2 separate regions of the Mus musculus genome follow, and region 2 is linked to region 1. A link is a loop called in an ENCODE intact Hi-C map of the cell type or tissue named here. Cell type or tissue: heart. All regions are shown on one strand.

Region 1 (5,000 bases):
CTGCAAGTGTTTTTCAGATATACAATTTTTCCAAGCCTATGTCATCTGCACACATACCTAGAGATTCCTCAGAGGAAATTTCAAAAGTTTGAGTCTTCCAAGAGGCAATACTTACTTCTCATACTCTAGCTCGTTATCTATGCTGAAATAATGTTCGTTTGTTGCACTCTTTGGTCTGCTGTAGAGAATGGCAAAACAAAGGCGATCTGCAATGGAAAACAGCAGTGTTCTTTTCTTCAAGTTCTTAAACAGGTGTCCCCAGCCAAGACCCAACTCCTTTCTGATGAATTCAAAGATGGCTTGTTTGATTTTGTTGTGTCCCCCCCACCCCACCCCATGTTTCAGATGGCAGAGGTGACAATGTGTAACTTCAAAAAGTCTCTTTGGTGAATATTAATAAATAAGCAAAGCTTTAAAGAAGAAATTGTCTTAATCTTAGTAAGGACCATGGTGGTAGGTGATTATTTCATGTAGTGGTACTGTTTCAGTTTCTGCAGCAACTAGACTAAGAAATTTCAGGAAATTCAGCATACCTCTGATAGCTAGCCTATAACCATGCATTAAGTTTACGATGACACACTGAAAATACATGTAGCAATACATGAAAATACATGTTGCTGTTTACAACTATAGAACACAAGGTGGTATGTTTATACAATTAATCTCATAGATACGTATTTTTTAAATTGGAATCACTGCTTTGGGTTTCTTATAAATTGCTGTTTAAAATCAAGGTGAATGTGAGGGGAGGCCAGACTGGGGTAGAATCTGTGTTGCATGAGTCAGATGCTGTGGAGTTCAGCAAGAAGGGAAGTGATGTTCAAAGGCTCCATCCATCTTTATTCCCACCAACCCCCAGAAAAAGGCAACATCTTAACAGCACTCAGATACCTACACCCAAAACATGGCAAAAATCAAAGTGGTAAGAAACAAGAGCCGAGACGTCCTTTTCTCAAATGGTACTTTAAACTTTCCAATCTGTATCTCCTCTCTCAGAACAGCTGCAAATATCTCCTAGTAAATGCAACAAACTTCTTGCAGCCGCATTCAAATGGGTGACAGGGCTTTGTCCTTTCTAATCACAAATGACCTTTGATCTTTGGCTGGACTGGGAATTTCACCAGCTCCCACACAGGGTGGGTGGAGAGGCTGTAGGACATAGGGGTCACAAGCACATTAAGGCACATTAAGGTTTACCCCCAAAGTCAGTGGACCCAGAAAGGAGGCCAGTTGGGCTCCTAGGGCAGCAAGTCGCTCCTCCAGCCATCCTAAGTCCTGCCCCGTGCACTCACCTCGGATCACCTCGGCCATCAGAGGGGTCCCTGCGCCCTCCCGTCTCATGACTCCAAAGCATCTGGAAAGCAGGGCAAGAGAAGGACCCGCGAGTCTGGGATGACCGCGACGGACGGACGGGAAGAAAAAAAAAGAAAGTGTGACCACACCCCCAAAGTCTAAAAAACAGTGAAGTTTAAAGGGCCGCGCCCATGCATGGGCACGGAAACGCCCTGGCGGGTGACAAGCAGCAGACTGGGAGCCAACCCCGGAAGTCCAAACTCTAGGACGTCCCTGGGGCAGCCAGGGGCCAGTCTCCTGCAAAAGGGGCCAGGCCCACGGGCAGGCGCGACCAGAGGTCAGCCGCCCTGCAGAGGGAGAAAGAGAGAAGGAAAGAGACCTGGCCCACGAGCACACGCAACTAGGTCCAAGTGTCCTGCAAAGGAAGAAAGCAGACACACAGGCACGCGCGGCCAGAGACCAGATGTCTTGAAAAGGGAGCGACTAAGCTAGCTTTGGGTACACTGGGCCAGCTCAAAACCGGCTGGCCGGTACGACCCAGGCACGCGTGATAAAGGATTTAGAGGCCAGGCCGGCGCAACCTTCCCCACAAACTCGGTCTCCCGCCCACCACCGCTGCCTGCCACCAGGGGGCACTCCCCGACCCAAGCAACGGAGAGTCACAGCTCAGATCAGACAGGCCTGCACCTGGGCTCTTGCACCAGAGTTCGGAAACTGCCAAGTGACTCTGCTGGAGTTGGACATGAATATAATCCAGTACGTGGAGGCAGAAAGAGGAAGGAAGATCAAGAGTTCAAGGTCAGTCTCCCCTAAAGAAAACTCATCAGGTAAAAGTACTTGCCCTTCAATGTTGTAAGCCTGAGGACCAGAGTTTAATGCCCAGAAACCACTCTACAAAGTTATCCTCTGACCTCCCCACACAGTGGGGGTAGGGCGCACAAATTTTTAATTAAAATAAATGTAATACTCCGGTCATTTGCTATGTTAAAGGTATGGGGATGGTCTAAAAGCAAAACAGTTGATGTGCTTCCTAGCAACCATTCACAGTTTTCAGTCTATGTTCTTAATCTCAAGGGAACAAGTTAACACACAGGATGGGATGGAGTTGACCCCACTTTTGTTGGGTGTCATATGGTGCTGAGTCTGTAGATCTTTATTACCTCCCCAAGTTTTCCCAAACTTTCTACAGAAAAGTGCTGAGAAGTGAAAAGTCGCCAATGAAAGTCCCTTGAAAGAAAATGAAAAGGGCAAGTTCTCCTAAAAATGACACATTATTTGTGATCCCCAAAGACCTGCATATTTCTTAACCTTATTCTAGAATCTCAGATGTATCAGACTGAGATCATGACCTACCTCTCTCTCTCTCTCTCTCTCTCTCTCTCTCTCTCTCTCTCTCTCTCTCTCTCTCTCTCTCTCTCTCTCTCTGTCACACACACACACCCCACAGCAGTCAGTATGGGGCACGGATTCTTTCTATACTTGTACCTGTAGCTCTGGCTGTCCTAGAACTCACTCTGTAGACCTGAGTTTGGCCTCACACTCAGAAATCCGCCTGCCTCTGCCTCCCAAGTGCTGGGATTAAAGGCGTGCGCCACCACCGCCCTGGCGATACATTCCTTAGTTTTCACAGTAATAAACAATAAGCAAGTCAAGAATATTCTAAATTCACCAAGCAAACCCAGTTTCAATTATATTATTACAAAAATTACAGAAATGCCATTTTAAAGTTTGAGGTTTTTTTTTTTCTTTTCATTATTATGTGTGTGTGGCAGTCAGAGGACCACTCTTTGAGGTCCTTTCATCTCCTGCCACCTTGTGAGTTCCAGTGACCAACCTAAAGTCATCAGGCCGTCTTGCAAGCACCCCTACCCGTGAGGATGCCTTCCATGTGTGCCTTAAAACCTGTGTGCCTGCAACTACTGACACCTAAGTCAGAAAATTGTTAAGCAGTTTTAGCATTTTTTAGAGCAGATGACCCAGCATGAAACAAAGGAGAGTAAGAAAGATTTATGCCTTTTTATAGCTTTTGAACTTTTGGTTACATATTATCTATTCAAAAGGGCAAGATTTTGAAAACTAAGCTTGCAGGGTAATGTTTATTCAAAGCTAAATTCATATTGAGATGTGAAGCACTTCATGAGGCTGCCTGAAGAGGGCCCTCTCCACACACTGAAAGGTGTGCACTCTCTAATCTTTGGAAATTGCACGATTTTGACTTTTGTTTGCTTGCTTACTTTGTTTTGGTTATTTTTTGCTTTGTTTTTTTTTTTTTTTTTTTTTTTTTTTGAGACAGTGTCTCTCTATATCCCCCTGGCTGTCCTGGAACTTAACAGGTAGGTCAGGCTAGCCTTTAACACAGATCAGCCTGGCTTTGCCTCCATGAGTGTTGGGATTAAAGGTGTGCCTCTACACCTAGCCTCAGGATTTAAAAACAAACCTTTTTTACAAACTAAAAGAAGCAGGGTAGCAGGATGTCTCAATGGCTTAAGGCATTTGCTATTAAGCCTAACAACTTGAGTTCAATTCCTGGGATCCACACTGTGGAAGGACGGAATGAATTCCTGAGTCATCCTCTGACCCCACAACACACACAGATTCACACAACCTTTTTTTTTTTTTTTTTTTTTCGAGACAGGGTTTCTCTGCATAGCTCTGGTTGTCCTGGAACTCACTTTGTAGACCAGGCTGGCCTTGAACTCAAAAATCCGCCTGCCTCTGCCTCCCAAGTGCTGGAATTAAAGGCATGTACCACCACGCCCGAGTCTTTGGGGCTTGGGGGTGTACAGAGTACTCATCTAGATTCTGTCTCTAGCAACAACAAAAAGTCCTGGGTTTTGCAAATTTCTGGTTTCTTCAGGCCTGAGAACTAAACCAGTTAACTTGCAACCAACAGTTGCAAGCACTGTCAAGTGAGAGCTCTGCCAGGGATCTATACCCAGACAGACTTGGACTTACTAAGAACATCTTGGAATTAGTTTACCACGGGAAAACATATTCCTCTGGGTAGAAAGGAAGCTTTCTTTCCCTGTCAGCCTGTGTGTGCTGAGCTCCCCTGTTCAGTATAGTATATGCAGCAGCAGCTCTTCCACTAAGATCTCCCCATACAGACCCAAGGCCAAAGATCAGCCACTCACTCTCAATGGACAATGTCTCTCTAGCCAGTTGCTACCTCTAGTCAGCTACCTCTTACTGTCCCCTCCTTCAGCCCTGTTGTGTGACTTCTGAAGTTTATGACCACTGACTGAGAGAAAAAACATTGACTTCCCCTATCTTTTATCTTTTAAACAAGGGGCCCTGAAGCTTCACTGCAGCTATCCAACACGTCTCACATGCATTCTGGCTATGTGAAAAAGTCCAGTTCATATCCTAGTGTCAGCTGCAGATGCAGCTTAGTGAGATGCTGTTTGCCTGTGCAAAAAGCCTGAGTTTGTGCCCAGCACCATAGAAAACTGAGCATGGTGTCCTACACCTGCAATCTCAGCACTTAAGAAGTGGGATCAGGAGGAACAGGAGTTCAAGGACATACTCAGCCACATAAACTTTGAGGTCAGGCCAGTTGGGGATACACAAGACCTTGTCTCAGAAACAAACAAGACCTTAGTATTCGGCAAAAGTATAGCCCAGTGCTGCTGCCCTTCAGTAAAGGCCTGGGGCTCCATTACCAACACAGACAGACACACAGACAGACATGAGCAGCAGCCGGTAAG
Region 2 (5,000 bases), 120 kb after region 1:
AGATGGTGCTGGAGAGATGGCTGTGTTTAAGACCATTTGTGGAAGACTCAGGTTTAATTCTCAGCACTCACATATGTTACTTTTTTTGAGACAGGGTTTCTTTTCTGTATAGCTCAGGCTGGCCTCAAACTCAGAAATCTGCCTGCCCCTGCCTCCCAAGTGTGCCACCACTGCCCGGCCATATGGTACTTTCTAACTAGTTCCAGAATGTACACAATACCCAGACATAAGTGTGGTATATATCACGAGTGACATATATCTCACTAACTAAATCTTAAATAAAAAAACCAATCCATCTGACCAAATGGATCTACTGGAACAGGAACAGCTACACACTCTGAAAGGCACCACTCCTCCCGAAAACACACAAAGGGATGTATGTGCTCTACTCTGCTCACAATGGATGTATGATTGGGCTATTCCTGCTAAGAGCTGGCCTCTAGAGACTACTCTCTGGCTATAAACTTCTGAGGGTTAGAGAGGGGGGTTGTGGGGGGAGAAAGAGGTGGGCAGTGGTGGCACATGACTTAAATCCTAGCACTGAGTTCACAGCCTGGTCCACAGAACAAGTTCCAGGACAGCCAGGGACACACAGAGAAGCACTGACTTGGAAAAACAAAAACAAAACCCAACCAACCAAACAAACACTTCCAAGGGCAAGGAAGACCATTCTCTCTAGACAATGTAAACACTACAAACCGTGCCATACAGTCTTCTGTGTGTGGACTTCCACTGGTGCCACTCTGCACTAAAGGTTTGATCAAATTTTGGAGTAGCTAAGGCTGTTCCCAAGCAGAGGACAGCCAAAAGGAGTAAAAGATTCATGGTTCAAACACCTAGGGAAGGAAAAAGAGGAAATGAGAATCCCACGGAAGCTTTCTCTTTTAAGGACAGTTTCTCATGTAGTTTAGGCTTTAAACTTTTTCAATGACCCATCTCTCAAGTTTAGGGATCCATGAGCCACCAGCCCAGCAGTAAACCGTTCTGAGTTGAAGCATCCTTGCACGTGTTAACAAATGTGATTATGAGTGGAGAAAAACAAGTCAGGAATTAATCTTTGGAGGTTCCTAGACTCTAGCTACTGAAACAAAAACAGCCTAGTAGTCATTGGAACAGGGGTAAACCCTTTTCTCTTGCTTTTTTTTTTTTAAGGATTTATTATTATACATAAGTACACTGTAGCTGACTTTAGACGCACAGAAGAGGGTGTCAGATCTCATTATGGGTGGTTGTGAGCCACCATGTGGTTGCTGAGATTTGCACTCAGGACCTTTGAAAGAGCGGTCAGTGCTCTTACCCGCTGAACCATCTCGACAGCCCCCCCCCCACTTTCTCTTATTATAGCGCCACGGTAGTCTTAAGTCTTCCGATATTGTATGCGTCAGAATCTTAAGAGGACAACTGGGTCCAGGTCATTTATTGACAAGTATTAGTGACCCCAAGTGGGCATACAGGAGTACCCAGAGGGTGGGTTGCCACCACACACTTTAACGCACAGCTGCACATCAGGCGAACTGAAGCCTCAAGGCGATGCCTCCTTATGCGATCTCAGTTCGGGTTAGGGGCCAAGCTGGGCCCGTCCGGGGGAGAGGGGGATGGGCGTCCGCTCCGCGCTCGCGGCCACCGCCCGCGAATGTTATGGCGGCACAAGGAGCCCTGGGTCCCGTGACCAGCTTGAGGGGGTCCCGCTGTCCCTACGGGTCCCGGCAGCCCGGAGTCACATGACCTGATGAAGACCCCGCTCGACAACAAGGGCCTATCACTTCGGGGAGGCCGAGGACACATCCTCGAGATCCTGGCCCATCCGGGGGTCTCCAGTCCGGGTTGCAGATGCTATGGTTCCCACATTCTAGATTCCCCTACCTGCCCTTGCTCGGGAAGCCTTTAAACCCGCGGGGGTCACTCACCTGAGGCGGCTAGCTGCGCACAAGAAGTCTGCAAACTCGGATCCCCGGAGGTCGCCGAGGTCCGAGAATCTGGAGGAACAGCGCCGGGCTCAGGCTTTAAAGCCTCTCAGGCTACAGCCCCGACAGGGCCCGCCCCCGCCCCGTCATTGGCTATGCCTGCCTCGGGGCGGAGCCTGCGGGAGTCCGGGCGCGTGACGCCGCCGGGTCGTAACCTGTCCTGTGGTGCAAGCCTTGGGGCGAGGCTGATCCACTTTGGAGGGTCCACGCCAGCGTGGTGCCTTGGTTCTGTAAGAAAAGCGTAGGAAAAAAAAGGCCTGCTGTGGAATTTCCACCTCAGCCATACCTTTCCTTTTGTATGAAAGTTGTAGATTAAAATGTGCAGGGTGGAGAGTTGCATAACCCGTGGTTTCTGTTTAACCCACAACAATGCTGATGTAAGTGGAAGAAGACAGAGCGGAGGACAGAGTCACCTCTCCAGGGTCTGGCTGGACGGGTGTCCATAGAATTTAGATCAGCACGTGGCTTCTAACGCCGCACTTCCTGCCTTACCTATACATGGATTGTTCCTTAGGAGCATTTCTCTCAAGTCTGGTAGAAATTCTTTTCGTGGCAGGCGGGGACGCGGCGGTGGGGGTGGGGTTGTAGGATGGTGGCTAGAAAAGAAAAGAAAAAAAGCGGTTGAGAACGATGGAGACTGTTTTCCTACTTTACATTATGAATTGTTTTTCTTACTTTCAATTTTTTTCTTTCTTTTTCCTTTTTTTTTTTTTTTTTGTCTTTTCGAGACGGGGTTTCTCTGTGTAGCCCTGGCTGTCCTGGAACTCACTCTGGAGACCAAGGCTGGCCTCGAACTCAGAACCGCCTGCCTCTGCCTCCCAAGTTTTGGGATTAAAGGCATGCGCCACTTCTGGAATTTGATAAATTCGCTGGAAAAGATATAAGTATGTGTTTGAGATAGGGGTTATAGGGTTTAATAATGTAGACCAGGCAATCACAGGCATCCTGGTTTTGCCTCTCAAGAGCCGGGATTAAAGCTATCTCCGAGCTATCCGCTTTAGTTTCCTCTTCCTCACTCAAGAAGAGTAATATTTAATAGAAGGCTGTAGTTGTGTAGCTTGAAGAAATTACTTGGATAGAGAAAAAATATATATACAGGTATAGGTAAGATTGAAAGAAAATAATTCGGTAAAGTGTAATTTTTTTTTAGCCATATAAGATTTTTTTTATTGGCTATTCTGTTTAGAAGCTTTATAATATTTGAGTTTGGTTAATTTCAGTATGTGATTTTTAAAAATTTGTATTGTCTTTTTTTTTGTTTTGTTTTTGTTGTTGTTTTTGTTTTTGAGACAGGGTTTCTCTGTGTAGCCCTGGCTGTCCTGGAACTCACTCTGTAGACCAGGCTGGCCTCGAACTCAGAAACCCGCCTGTCTCTGCCTTCCAAGTGCTGGGATTAAAGGCGTGCGCCACTACTGCCTGACTTGTAATGTCTTTTATAATAGTATTTAAAATATTTTCTGAGACAGGGTTTTCAGTGTAGCCTTGGCTGTCCTGGAATTTGCTCTATAGATGAGGCTGTCCTCAAAACTCACAGAGATCCGCCAGCCTCTGCCTCCCAAGTACTGGGATTAAAGGAGTGCGCCACTACCTCCTGGCCCTAAAAGAAGTATTTTTTTAAAAGTGATTTAAAAGATCACGTTCAGGGCTTGGTGAGATTGCTTAGTGTTAAAGAGTTGCCTGAACCCAAGCCTAAGTTCAATCTCAGAGATCTATATGGTGAAAGAAGAGAGCCAAAAGTTGTTCTCTGACTTTTGTATGTGCTGTTGGCACATGTACACCTCCCCGAAAATGAGGCTTTTGTTGTTGTGGTTGTTTTTTGAGACAGGATTTTTGATTTCCTGGCTGTCCTGGAACTCCCTTTGTAGACTGGGCTGTCCTGGAACTCAAATAAATCTGTTTCTGCCTCCCTAGTGCTGAGATTAAAGGTGTGCATCACCATACCTAGCTGCAACATGAGTTTTTAAAAAGTGTCTTAAGAGGCGTGGTGGTGCACGCCTTTAATCCCAGCACTTGGGAGGCAGAGGCAGGCGATTTTCTGAGTTCGAGGCCAGCCTGGTCTACAGAGTGAGTTACAGGACAGCCAGGGCTACACAGAGAAACCCTGTCTCGAAAAAAAACCAACCAACCAAACAAACAAAAAAACCCCAAAAAAACTTTAAAAAGCATATTCATACTGGGCCTGGTGGCAGATGCTTAAATTCGAGCACTCTCGAGGTCAAGCCAAGCAGATCTCTGTGATTTCTTGAGCCCAGTCTACATAGTGAGGGCCAGCCAAGGCTATATACTGAGACCCATTTCATAAGACAACAATGAAAAGAGTATTCATTATGGAAAAAATAATAAGCATTCCTTGTCTCCTCCATAACTATTTTCTAGTTTTTTTTTTTTAAACAAAAACGAGGTGAGCTCAGTAGTTCAGAACCCTCCCTGCTTTTCCAGAGGAAACCATCAGTTCCCAGGACCCAAACCGAAGCTTACAAACTGCTAGTAACGTTTAACTCCTTGGAGGATATGATGTTCTCTCCTGGCTCCTGCAAACAACTGCACACGGGTGAGGAAGAGGCACACAGGCAAATGGACTTAACTGTGAAGAAGATAGATACATTTTGTGTGCTTATTTAAAAAGAACAAAGTGAAAAAGACAAACTTTCTAGAAACACAGGCAATTATCTATCTATCTATCCACTTATTTATTTTGAGACAGTCTTACTAGATGTAGCCCTGCTTGGCCTCAGGCCAAAAATCTTTTTGTTTCAACCTCAGGCCTTACAAGCATCTACCACCAAACTCAGCTGGAATAAATTCTGTTGTTGATAGAACATGATTTTGGACAAGGCCACTGAGTTATATTTTCACATCAAAAATCTGTTTTCTTTAGCAGCCAGGTGATGGTAATGTATACCTTTAATCCCAGCACTTGGGAGGCAGAAGCAGGTGGATCTCTGTGAGTCCAAGGCCAGCCTGGTTTACAGAGTGAGCTCCAGGACAGCCAAAACTACAGAGAAAATTTGTCTCAAACAAACAAAAAACAAAACA

The links. Hi-C counts contacts between places; a loop is a spot of excess contacts. Peaks named below come from ENCODE experiments on the same cell type or tissue, not always from the same donor. Only the 100,000 strongest peaks of a DNase experiment are listed, where the experiment ranks them.
Region 2: it touches region 1 in a loop (2.8-fold over the local background); 1 of 42 quality-filtered maps calls a loop at or near these places.

Annotation. Positions count from the first base shown.
Region 1 is chr13:64,247,113-64,252,112 of GRCm38, forward strand. It overlaps Cdc14b (CDC14 cell division cycle 14B), which reads right to left. Exons shown (of 14, transcript NM_172587.3): 2 at 116-206. It overlaps 1810034E14Rik (RIKEN cDNA 1810034E14 gene), which reads left to right and starts at 1,588. Exons shown (of 3, transcript NR_045798.1): 1 at 1,588-2,091. In heart, CTCF peaks have their summits at 1,915 (motif pointing right) and 3,445 (motif pointing right); DNase peaks (open chromatin) are centred at 1,519 and 1,879; H3K4me3 peaks cover 1,779 bases; H3K27ac peaks cover 1,981 bases.
Region 2 is chr13:64,368,329-64,373,328 of GRCm38, forward strand. It overlaps Ctsl (cathepsin L), which reads right to left and starts at 2,192. Exons shown (of 8, transcript NM_009984.4): 1 at 1,908-2,192; 2 at 700-836. The coding sequence starts at 825. In heart, no CTCF peak of the experiment used is centred here; a DNase peak (open chromatin) is centred at 2,053; H3K4me3 peaks cover 2,441 bases; H3K27ac peaks cover 1,406 bases.